Regions from separate parts of the Homo sapiens genome. Here region 2 is linked to region 1. A link is an interaction called in ENCODE POLR2A ChIA-PET data of the cell type or tissue named here. Cell type or tissue: Panc1. All regions are shown on one strand. Each heading gives the region's core, and the rest is flanking DNA. Links, peaks and the distances in the headings are about the cores only.

What was found. ChIA-PET counts read pairs that join two places held together with the same protein. Peaks named below come from ENCODE experiments on the same cell type or tissue, not always from the same donor. Only the 100,000 strongest peaks of a DNase experiment are listed, where the experiment ranks them.
Region 2: POLR2A ChIA-PET joins it to region 1 with 17 read pairs; 4 of 35 experiments call an interaction of 5 or more read pairs at or near these places.

What each region holds. Positions count from the first base shown.
Region 1 is chr18:3,366,230-3,371,733 of GRCh38, reverse strand. No RefSeq gene overlaps it. Among named protein-coding and RNA genes, the nearest start is that of LINC01895, 18 kb to the right of the region's middle. In Panc1, for the core only: no CTCF peak of the experiment used is centred there; no DNase peak of the experiment used is centred there; H3K27ac peaks cover 2,940 bases.
Region 2 is chr18:3,538,322-3,543,825 of GRCh38, reverse strand. All of the region lies in intron 9 of DLGAP1 (DLG associated protein 1), which reads left to right. Among named protein-coding and RNA genes, the nearest start is that of DLGAP1-AS1, 53 kb to the left of the region's middle. In Panc1, for the core only: no CTCF peak of the experiment used is centred there; no DNase peak of the experiment used is centred there; H3K27ac peaks cover 4,081 bases.

The DNA of each region.
Region 1 (5,504 bases), core at 150-5,149:
ATAGTGCTGGGATTACAAGCGTGAGCCACCACGTCCAGCCAAAAATGATTATTAGAATGATTGTTCTGAAATACCCTTTGCATGACTCCTTTGTGATATTCATCAAATATTTCTTGCTCTCCACCCTCCAGACACATGGTAGGGTTGCAGTTTTCTACTCCACTGCCATTGACCTTTGGGTGTGGCCCTATGACTTACTTTGCCTCCTAAAATGTAATAGGACAGAATAGAAACTTTAAGTCAGAGGGCAGAGTCCCCACTGAATGAATGGGTGGCAAGAAATAAACCATCAATGAATGGGTGGCAAGAAATAAACCATCAATGAATGGAAAGCAAGAAATAAACCTTCTTGTTAGAAGCCACCCTACGCATTCACACTTCATGGTTTCATTTAATCCTCACAGAAGTCCTATGAGGTAGGTATTATTCCAGTGTCCCAAAAAAGGAAATCGGGGTTTATTCACAGCCAACATAACTCTGGAGCTGTGTCCTTCAACAGCATGGCCACCAGCCCCAGGCAGCAATCAAGCATTTGAAATGTGGCTGGTCCAATAAAACACATACCAGATTCAAAACTGGCATGAAAGAGGAATGTAAAAATCTCATTAATAGTTTATATTTTACCTGCTCTTGGTTGTTGAAAAAAATAGTTTCTATTAATTACACGACGAAATAATATTTTAGAGACACTGGGTGAGTTAAATAAAATATGATCTTAAAATTAATTTTGCTTGTTTATTTTTATCTTTTAGAACAGAGCTACTAAAAATGGAAAAGTACATAGGCAGCTTGCATTTGTAATCTGTGCTATATTTCTCTTGGACAGCACTGGTTTACTGGTTATAGATTGAGGAAGCAAAGATAGTTGCTCTGAATGTAAATTCAGGGCTCTTTGGAGCATGTATTCCTCCCCTCTCAAAGGGAACTTATCTGGTGGTGGTGATTTGACTGGCTGCTCATCTAAATGTATTTATTCATGGATTCATACAACACATATTTATTGTGCAGTTACTGTATACAAAGCTCTGCAGGAGGTGGTATGATTGTGCTCTACCCTGAACTCACAGTCCTGCCGAGGACAAAAGTTTTGTGGGTGAAGAGCTGATAAATGGCCAAGTTTGAAGGTAAATGAGATGCTAATAGGAATGCTGTTCAGGAAAGGGAAGTCTGACCTGGCTTGGAGTAGTGAAAATAAAAAACCTATCTGAAGACCATACTGCCCCAGCTTTAAATGCAATTTGCTCCTTGAACTTTCCCAAAAATACTCACAATTCATGTAATCTCAGCAAGTCTATACATTAACCCACTTCTACTCTCTACTTGTTACTTTAAAAAGAACTCAGTCACTCTGGATGCAAGTGTTTACCATGTGGGGAAAAACACTAAGGAATTCAGCTTCATTTTGTCCCAATTAGGCTTATTGAAATAACAACATCAATGCCATTATCTCAGAGGTGAAAATAACTGGACAATTCCACTATTTATTCTTCAATGATTAATTAATAAAAGGAAAATTATATCTAAAATGTCAGCTGATGAACCAGTATCACATTTTCATTTCTAATGGTTCAAAGCTCATGTCAAACCCTTTGATTTTCTTTTCTTTTCTTTTTTATTTTTTGAAATAGGGTCTTGTTCTGTCACCCAGGCTGGAGTGCAGGGGCATGATCACTGCTCACCCCAACGTCAACCTCCTGGATTCAACTGATCCTCCCAATTGAATGATTGTTCTGAAATACCCTCTGCAGGACTCCTTTGTGATATTCATCAAATATTTCTTGCTCTCCACCCTCCAGACACATGGTAGGGTTGCACTTCATTACTCCACTCACATTGACTTTTAGGTGTGGCCCTATGACTTACTTTGCCTCCCAAAGTGTAATAGGACAAAATAGAAACCTGAAGTCAGAGAGCAGAGTTCCCACTCTGAGTAGCTGGGACCACAGGCGCAGCTAATTTTTTATTTTTTTGGAAAGATGGAGTCTCACTGTGTTGCCCAGAATGGTCCCAAACTCCTGGGCTCAAAGAATCCTCCCACCTTGGCCTCTCAAAATGCTGGGACAAGCGTGAGCCACCACGCCTCACCAAACCCTTTGCTTTTCATGTAATCTTTTAACTAAATCTTGTGGATAATGAGCAATTTTCTTTCTTTCTTTTTCCTTCCTTCCTGCCTTTCTTTCTTTCTTTCTTTCTTTCTTTCTTTCTTTCTTTCTTTCTTTTTCTTTCTTTCTTTCTTTCTTTCTTTCTTTCCTTCTGTCTTTCTCTCTTTCTTTCCTTCTTTCTTCTTTCTTTTCTTTTCTTTTAAAGATGTATTAGTCTGTTTGTGTTGCTATAAAGGAATGTATGAGACTGAGTAATTTATAAAGAAAAGAGGTTTATTTTGGCTCACAGTCCTGCAGCCTGTACAGGAAGGATGGTGCTGGCCTCTGCTTTTGGTGAGGGCTCCAGGGAGCTTACAATCATGGCGGAAGGTGAAGGGGAAGCTGCTGTATCACATGGTGAGAGAGGAAGCAAGAGAGAGAAGCAGGAGGTCCCAGACTCTTAAACAACCAGATCTCGTGTGAACTAAGAACTCACTCATCACCAAGGGGATGGCACTAAGTCATTCATGAGGGACCCATCTCCATCATCCAATACCTCCCACTAGACTCCACTTTCAACATGAGATTTGGAAGGGATAGACATCCAAACCACATCACAGCTTTTTTTTTGAGACAGAGTCTCTCACTATCACCCAGGCTGGAGTATGGAGTGCAGTGGTATGATCTCAGCTCACTGCAGCCTCCTGAGTTCAAGCAATTCTCCTGCCTCAGCCTCCCAAGTAGCTGGGATTACAGGTGCCGGCCACCACGCCCGGCTAATTTTTGTATTTTTAGTAGAGATGGGGTTTCGCCATGTTGGCCAGGCTGGTCTCAAACTCCTGACCTCAGGTGATCCCCCCGGCCTCAGCCTCCCAGAGTGCTGGGATTACAGGCATGAGCCACCATGCCTGGCCTTCAAAGCACTTTTTTAGGATGTTCTTTATCTTTTATATCTCTCTGCCAGTGATTTTCATGGTGTGATATATAGTCAACCCCACATCAGATCACCTGGAATCATTGTCGATATTGGGTACAACTTGCCTCACCCCAGAATTTCAAGGAGTGTGACCTGCGAGTCTGTATTTTTACCAGGTAATTCCTATGTTTGTTAAAGTTGGAGAAGCATTGCTGTTAGTCCAGGAAACAAACAAGTTGGTCTCTTAGATTCTCCCTGACAAGATCAAAGGGCAGTAGAAGTAAAGACTAGAAAATATTTTGAAAGTCCTCCAACAGTCAAGGGGAGTGGAAAGGATTATTCATAACCCTTTGGTGCCAAGAAATCTGGAACTTCTAAAGCTATGGGCTAATGCATCTTGCATTAGCAATTTGGCATGCAGGAAATCCCCCCACCCAGAGTGCCAGGGGCACAGGGAGTCTTGGCATCCCTTAAATAAAACAAAGTTGGGATTTTCAATTTACCCAAGGCTTCTGATTTCCTACTTTGTGGTCTGAAAGAAAACAAAATGACTATATTCTTTTCCCAAGGTTGGCGATTATATGTGATAATTTTTCTTAATGGCATAAATGAAACTGTGGCTTGAGGGGAAGTAATGAACAAATGGTTCAGGAAAACGGAATTGGGAAAATCCTGTTCCTTGGTGAGAACAGATCAGCCTCTTAGGTGTCGATACAGCCTTTCACTTGCTGCAGCACAGCACAGTCTAGTGTTCTTGGAGGGTTCAGACCTCCTTTGGGATCCAGATGTAGTTTGGATTATCTTTAAATTGGGGCATTGGTTGGATCTAAATACTTCCTTTTTAGCTTTTTGTTTTGAATTACTTTTAGACTTTCGAGAAGTTGTAAAAATAGTACAGTGTGTTCCCATCACCCTGCTTCCCACATTGATAACATCTTACATAGCCACAGCATATTTTCAAAACCAAGAATTTGAAATATGTGCAATATTATTACCTACACCACAGACTTGGTCCCTGTTATAGTCTGAATGTTTGTGTCACCCCCAAAATTCATATGTTGAAATCTTTCTCCAATGCATTAGTGTGAATAGGTGGGACATTTATGAGTTGATTAGGTCATGAAGGTAGAGCCCTCATGAATGGGATTAGTGCCTTATAAAAGCGGTCCTTTGTTCCCCTCTTTCATCATGTAAGGACACAGCAAGAAGGCCTGAGGAACGGCCCTTACCCAACAGTGAATCTGTTCGCACGTTGATCTTGGACTCCTCAGCCTCTAGGACTGTAGGAAATAGATTTATGTTATTTATAAGATATTTTGTTATAGCAGCCAAAATGGACTAAGGCAGCCACGTTTGTGTAGCATGTAGGCAAGATGTCTCAGGAGCAACCTTAGGAAGCATCTTATGATACATATTGGACATGTGCACAACACACATAGAACACTAGTTTGGTTGCAGACTCCACTGGTGTTTTGTTTCATAAGAGCAGCCACAGTGCCCTGTGGAAGGTGGCACCATCTTCTTTTCCATAAACATTAGCCATGCCATCTACTATGAATGACAGAGATTTTTCAGTTCAAGTTTCTGAGGACTGCAAACAAGTATCAAAGAGCCAGATGTTTCTTTGCATTAAACCAGTTTTATTACTCGCCTTTTGTCTTATACACTTAATAAATACAATTTTCTACATTTCTATGGTGCTTTAAATTTGCAAAACCATATATCTTAGTTTATTTATCCCTTGCAATCAGCCCAGAAAATTATGGTCCATACTATAATTTGTATTTTATATGTGAGGAAACTGAGTCTTACAGAGGTTAAAAGACTTGGGCCCCAGCCTCCCATTCTGGTAATTACCTCATTACGATGCCTCTTTTATTGTTCCTACTCTCCAAATATTTGGTTGTTATTTATTATACATATCACTTTAATGAATGAAATGATTCTATAAGGTTTACTGTAAAAAAAAAGAGCAGTCCCTTGCACTGCCCTTTCTTTCTAGTTCTGATTGTCCAATGTCCAGAAATGTCTTAGTCTATTTTGTGTTGTAATATTCGAATACCACAGACTGTGTATTTTTTTTTTTTTTTTTTTTGAGACAGAGTTTCGCTTTTGTTGCCCAGGCTGGAGTGCAATGATGCGATCTCGGCTCACTGCAACCTCCATCTCCCAGGTTCAAGTGATTCTCCTGCCTCAGCCTCCTGAGTAGCTGGGATTACAGGCACGCACCACCACACCCAGCTAATTTTGTATTTTTAGTAGAGATAGGGTTTCTCCATGTTGGCCAGGCTGGTCTCAACCTCCCGACCTCAGGTGATCCACCCGTCTCAGCCTCCCAAAGTGCTGGGATTACAGGTGTAAGCCACCGCGCCCAGCCTCGACTGTGTAATTTTTAATGAACAGAAATTTATTGGCGCACAGTTCTGGAGGCTGAAAGTCCAATATCAGATGTCAGCATCTGGTGATGGTCTTCTTGTTGCCACATAACATGGTGGAAGGTGCCACGT
Region 2 (5,504 bases), core at 379-5,378, 170 kb before region 1:
CGTACCCCTAGCAATGTCTCATTAGTCAGGGAGACTGCCGACTCCCCATGGGGACCACTCCCTGGAAACTCGCTCCAGTCAGTCAAAGGCCCCATTTGTTTCCCATATCTCAGTGATCACTGTTCTTCATTGTCTGATATCAAATGTCTTGGAAACAGTTGTTTCATATATTTTGCCAGGTTTTTAGTTGTTTCAGATAATATAGTAAGTTCAGTCATTCTTACTCCATCATTGCCATGCACAGAAGTCGTCCATATAGGTTTTATCTGGCCTATATGTAAGTAAGGCAAGCCCTGTTATTTAGCACTACTCTCTGGCTTTGAAGGTCTTGGAATGTATTGGAAAAATATTGGAGTCATGGGGCCGGATGAGGTGGCTCACACCTGTAATCCCAGCACTTTGGGAGGCCGAGGTGGGTGGATCACGAGGTCAGGAGATCGAGACCATCCTGGCTAACAGGGTGAAACCCCGTCTAAAAATACAAAAAAATAGCCAGGCGTGGTGGTGGGCGCCTGTAGTCCCATCTAAGGGGGAGGCTGAGGCAGGAGAATGGCGTGAACGCGGGAGGCGGAGCTTGCAGTGAGCCGAGATCACACCACTCCACTCCAGCCTGGGTGACAAAGCGAGACTCCGTCTCAAAAAAAAAAAAAAAAAAAAAATTGGAGTCATGGGAACAAAAGAGTATTCTAGTTTAGAGATCCAGATTGAAAGTCGCTTTACCTCTCTGTCTCTAAAATTTGGGAGTTGACTACTATTAACAACAATAACATTTTTTGGTGTAAGTTCTCTGATTCAACACCATCAGTGTTTCCTCAACTTTAGGGTTGTGTTACATATAGATAGAGACTCCTAGTTGAAGTTTAGGACCTATGTCCTGGATTTTGCCTTTCTGCTTATTACTATAGTTCCCAGGTAGCTATATTGCTGTCATAATCTCCACTTCAGAAACAAGAGATAAGTGTGAATAAGTGTGTGGTACAGGTTCTGGCTTCCTGCCTCCATTCCAACTCGGCTACGTTTCCTAAAGTGAGATATTTCTGATGTAATTTGTAATAATTTATAAAGCAATCATCGCCCATCTTCACAACTGAAAGTGTTAAGGGGAGGCAGAAACTTTGCAATTGTATACTCCTTAGTTCCTTACTGACAGTGTCAAACTGACAAGTGACAACTGTCATTCTTGGGGGTATGCAAAGAAGCTACTGGTCTCATAACAATGTTCTGGAAAGCGAATTCCAGGATGTTATTTTTCTGGTGTATGTATACTTAATATTTTCATCTGTGCCTTTACAAATGATTTATCCACTGTCTGAAATCTTTAGAGATCATCCAAGTGGAATTCAGTGTTGCTGCGAGAACTCTTTTCCTTCAGCATCCAGAAAATCAGAAGAGAACACTTTTCCTAGAAAAAGGGATGGCAAACTACTCTGTGGCCTCTTTTTCTGCCTCATCAACTCTCCAGCCTTATCAATTTTTAATAAACAGGTGAAATTGACTAATAGTGAATGTCTAGAGCAAGCTTTGTGTGTTCAGAGGTGTGTATACCTAAAGGGAAAGCCAGGATCTTTTCATTTACATCAGTGGGGTGGAAATGGGAGCAGATGCGTATTTTGATGATTTGCATAAAAGTTTCTGCTCTTTCTGATCTTCTGTTGGTGGAGCAACCTCCTTCTCTCCTAGTATACCTTTTATACATTACACATAACATTTAGACCTCCAGGACATACTTAATGTGAAAGAGAAAAAATGCTGGCATTAAATATGCCTGTGAATGGCACCTACCATTCCAGTAGATCTGTGAATGCACAGACTGAGTCAGAGGTGTTGAAGGAAAGCCCCGGTGACATATTATGAGAGCCACTCCTCGTCTCTAGAAACAAATGCCTCAGTGAATAGGACTGTTACCCCTTTTTTTTTTTCCACCAATATTGCCTCTGTTTCCATTTGCATTTCCAGAAGTGACCCAATTCTGAGTTTTTAAAATCTTCCTTGCTTCACACATCAAAGCTCACAGCCTTCGTAACTGGGTGGAACAAGCAAGTGGAAAGGTAGCATTGTTTTCTCTTATAGCACAATGTCAGCTACTATAAAAGATCTCTTTTGATCGCAAGGGACTTAAATATGTAAACTTTAGGGCTTGTAGTGATTTGTGCCTTTTCAACTAAGCAGGATATTAAAACATAAAGCCAAAATTGAGGCAACATCTGACAGCCAGTTCAGGGACCACAGACTTGGAAAGACCTTTGGCAATCAAAAAACATTGCTTCTTTGTCAACCCAGGAGCTTTGGATCAGTCCCCACTCTTCAAAGTTTCCTTGGAGTACCTCACAGCCCAGTACCCACCCTTGAAATTGCACTTGAAAAGTAATCTCTTTTCTTTGCCAAGTTAACAATATCATGACCTAGCCAAATAGTTCCTTACTGTACACCTGAGTTTTAAAGGCGTGGCATTCAGGCGTTTCAAATTTCAAAAGCCTGAAACTTGGCATAACTCCTGATAAGCCTCACAGCTTCCTTTTTTCTTTTCTTTTCCTTTTCTTTCCCTTCTTCTTTCTTTCTGCCATCCCTCCCTCCTTCTCTTTCTCTCTCTCTTTCTTCCTTTTTATGTATTTTTCAAAATAACTTAGTGTGCAGAAAGAAAACCATCGGACTTACAAGCCTACAGCCTCCATTTGACAAGACTCAGTAAAACATAATTGTTAGTGAGACTGCTCATGCTTTGTTAGTTACCTCGGGTCAGTAGCCAAGGAGTGACCTAACCTTCCAGTTGCGGAGGTAAAGCAGTTCCTTCTGGGGGCACATTCAGTTCAAGGATGTTTTGTTGAGACTCCTAACCAGGGTTCCTATAGTGACAGCCCATCAAAGGTATTAGCACCTGCCCAGCTGGTGCTAAAAAGAGGCTGGCAGCATGCTGGGCCCTCTCAGAAGTTACCAGATGACAACACGTCCACTCTCATTATTTTCTATTTCCTCCCTTTATTTTATTTGAGAAAAACATCACAATTATTTGGGGTAGAGAAAATTTTTTTATAGAAAGCCTATCCTATTTTCCTTTACTTTAAAGACATCTTCAAGCATGATGTATTTAAGCAAAGGAATGATGAACATAGAGGATTTGAAATAACAGATGGATGTTTGTCTTGAGATAGTTTTAAAATCTGGTGATAGGACAGTGCTAACCGTATATAAATGGAGGGTAGGAGGGTTCCTCCCACCTGAATTTTTGCACAAGGGATGCTTATGCCTGCGCCCTCCCATGCATGATTCTAATTTGGAAGCTGATCCAAATTAGTAAACCTAAGTAAACCTCTTTTGGGGGAGCTTGAATTTTTTTTTTTTTTTTTTTTTTTTTTTTTGACACAGGGCCTCACTCTGTTGCCCAAACTGGAGTGCAGTGGTGCAATCTCGGCTTACTGCAGCCTCTGCCTCCCGGGTTCTTCAAGCCATTCTCGTGCCTTAGCCTCCCGAGTAGCTGGGACTATAGCCACGTACCACCATGTCAGGCTAATTTTTGTATTTTTAGTGGAGACGGGATTTTGCCATGTTGCCCAGGCTGGTCTCGAACTCCTGGCCTCAAGTGATCTGCCCGCCTTGGCTTCCCGAAGTGCTGGGACTACAGACGTGAGCCACTGCACCCAGCCAAGCTTGAATTCTTGATCTCGGTCTCCTCACGCCCGTGCCTTATTTTGATCTGTCTTTTATTTTATGTAATGAGACATCTTGGTTTTTACATCAGTGAAAGGGTGCCATTTCATAAAATACCAAGATGGTTGCACTTTCTAGGAGTAGCATTTCAGATCCCACATATATTCAGCCTTGACAGAAGGCTTAGTTTAAAATGTCTAAAGGCATGTACAAAGAAAGAAAGAATAGCAGAGTGCTAGCATTGCTCTCTTTGAAACTGGACTTAGCCTTGAAAAGCAGCCATTATGTGAATGAGAGGGATAAAGACGCTAAGCAGAGGCCAGGGGATTCTATGATGGAAAGACTAAGCTACTCTCCTAAAAATAAGTTCATGACTTGAGTCTCATCAGTTGAGTGTCTTGTAGTTCCAAAGCATGGATGTCATAAAGATAATGACTGTGCTTAGTTTTTGTGCACAATTTCTTTTGTTTAACTGCAACTCTATCAGACAGGGGGACAAGAATGGAACCTCTTCAGTTTACCCATATATGTTTTGATTTGTAACTTGCTGTACAGAAAAGTTGTAGGAAGTGGGAGAGGGTAGAAACTCCTCTAGTTAGAAATATAAACTTGTTTCATAGAAGGAACATAAAGCAACAGCAGAAGTGAATGCTAACAAGTGACTTTCTTCTGGCTATTCAGAACAGACAGAGTATTGTGTTCCATACTGGTTGATCCAGTCTTTGCTTTCATGGTTTTCTGCTTCTTGGGCCAGAATATTGGCCAGCATTTTTCAGAAGTTGTAATTATTACACACTGTGCCTGCAGGGGCATGAAGAGCCAAGGAAGCTTCAAGATTGAAAACTGTGGGTTGGGAAACAGCAAGCCACTGGGTTCAGCTTTTGGGTTGATATCATCAACGAGGAACTGATCAATTCTTTCAAAAAATAAAGAAATTAATCTAGGGACCTCATTTTGTGTTCCTATCAAAATTGCAGAAAAACAATAACAACTTGACTGCACTCTTCACCCAAAAGGAACTTTGCTTATGAAAGACATAAATCATTTTGTAGAGCAGAACATTCTTTGAAAGCTCTGAGTAGAAGAAAGCACTTGCTTAAGGAACTTAATTGATAGAAACTAGCAGGTTGGACAGGGCTGCCTGAGTTCAAAGGCGCCGCTTTTAATCCCAAACCATTTTAATTTTACTTAACTTTTCTTTCTGAGTGACTACACTGCAAACTGCAAACTTCTATTAATCTACTGCCAAGTAATTTTTCTAAGAAGGTGGATCCTTTGCAAGATCCATAGCCAGGAGATGGCTGTTAGGAATGCGGGTAGTACAGTTCTGTGTAGATAAAAACAGAGGCACAGGAAAGTAGGTCATTCTGTTTTATATGTGGAACAGATTCTGGCTGTGGCAGTTTGCTCTGATTGAAAACAATGAGGGACTAGTACTTCTTTAAGTTTGGAAATGTAATGCCTCTGGCAATACAGGATCTTGGAGCGTGGAGGCTAATGTTTTCATAGTTGGGATTTCATGTTAGCAGAACAGCCAAAATGTCAACTGTTTGCAAGGAGAGTCATCCAATTCACACATATGCAGCTGGAGAGAAAGCTTAGCTTCAGATGACAGTTAACATTTTGGGGATGAACGGGAAGAATGCAGAAATAGCCTACTGCAGCCAAGAAATGAGTGGTTGTTGGAAGAACCACTTTCGCAAAATTGTTCTTTCTTTCATTGCTAGCACAAGAGACTTGTAACATTGCATTCAGATTTTCACACTATGTGATTTTTTTTTTCTTTTTCTTTCTTTTTTTTTTTTGGCTCATTTGAGAGTTAAGAGCTTACAAAAGTGACTGGGTTGGATAACTTCATC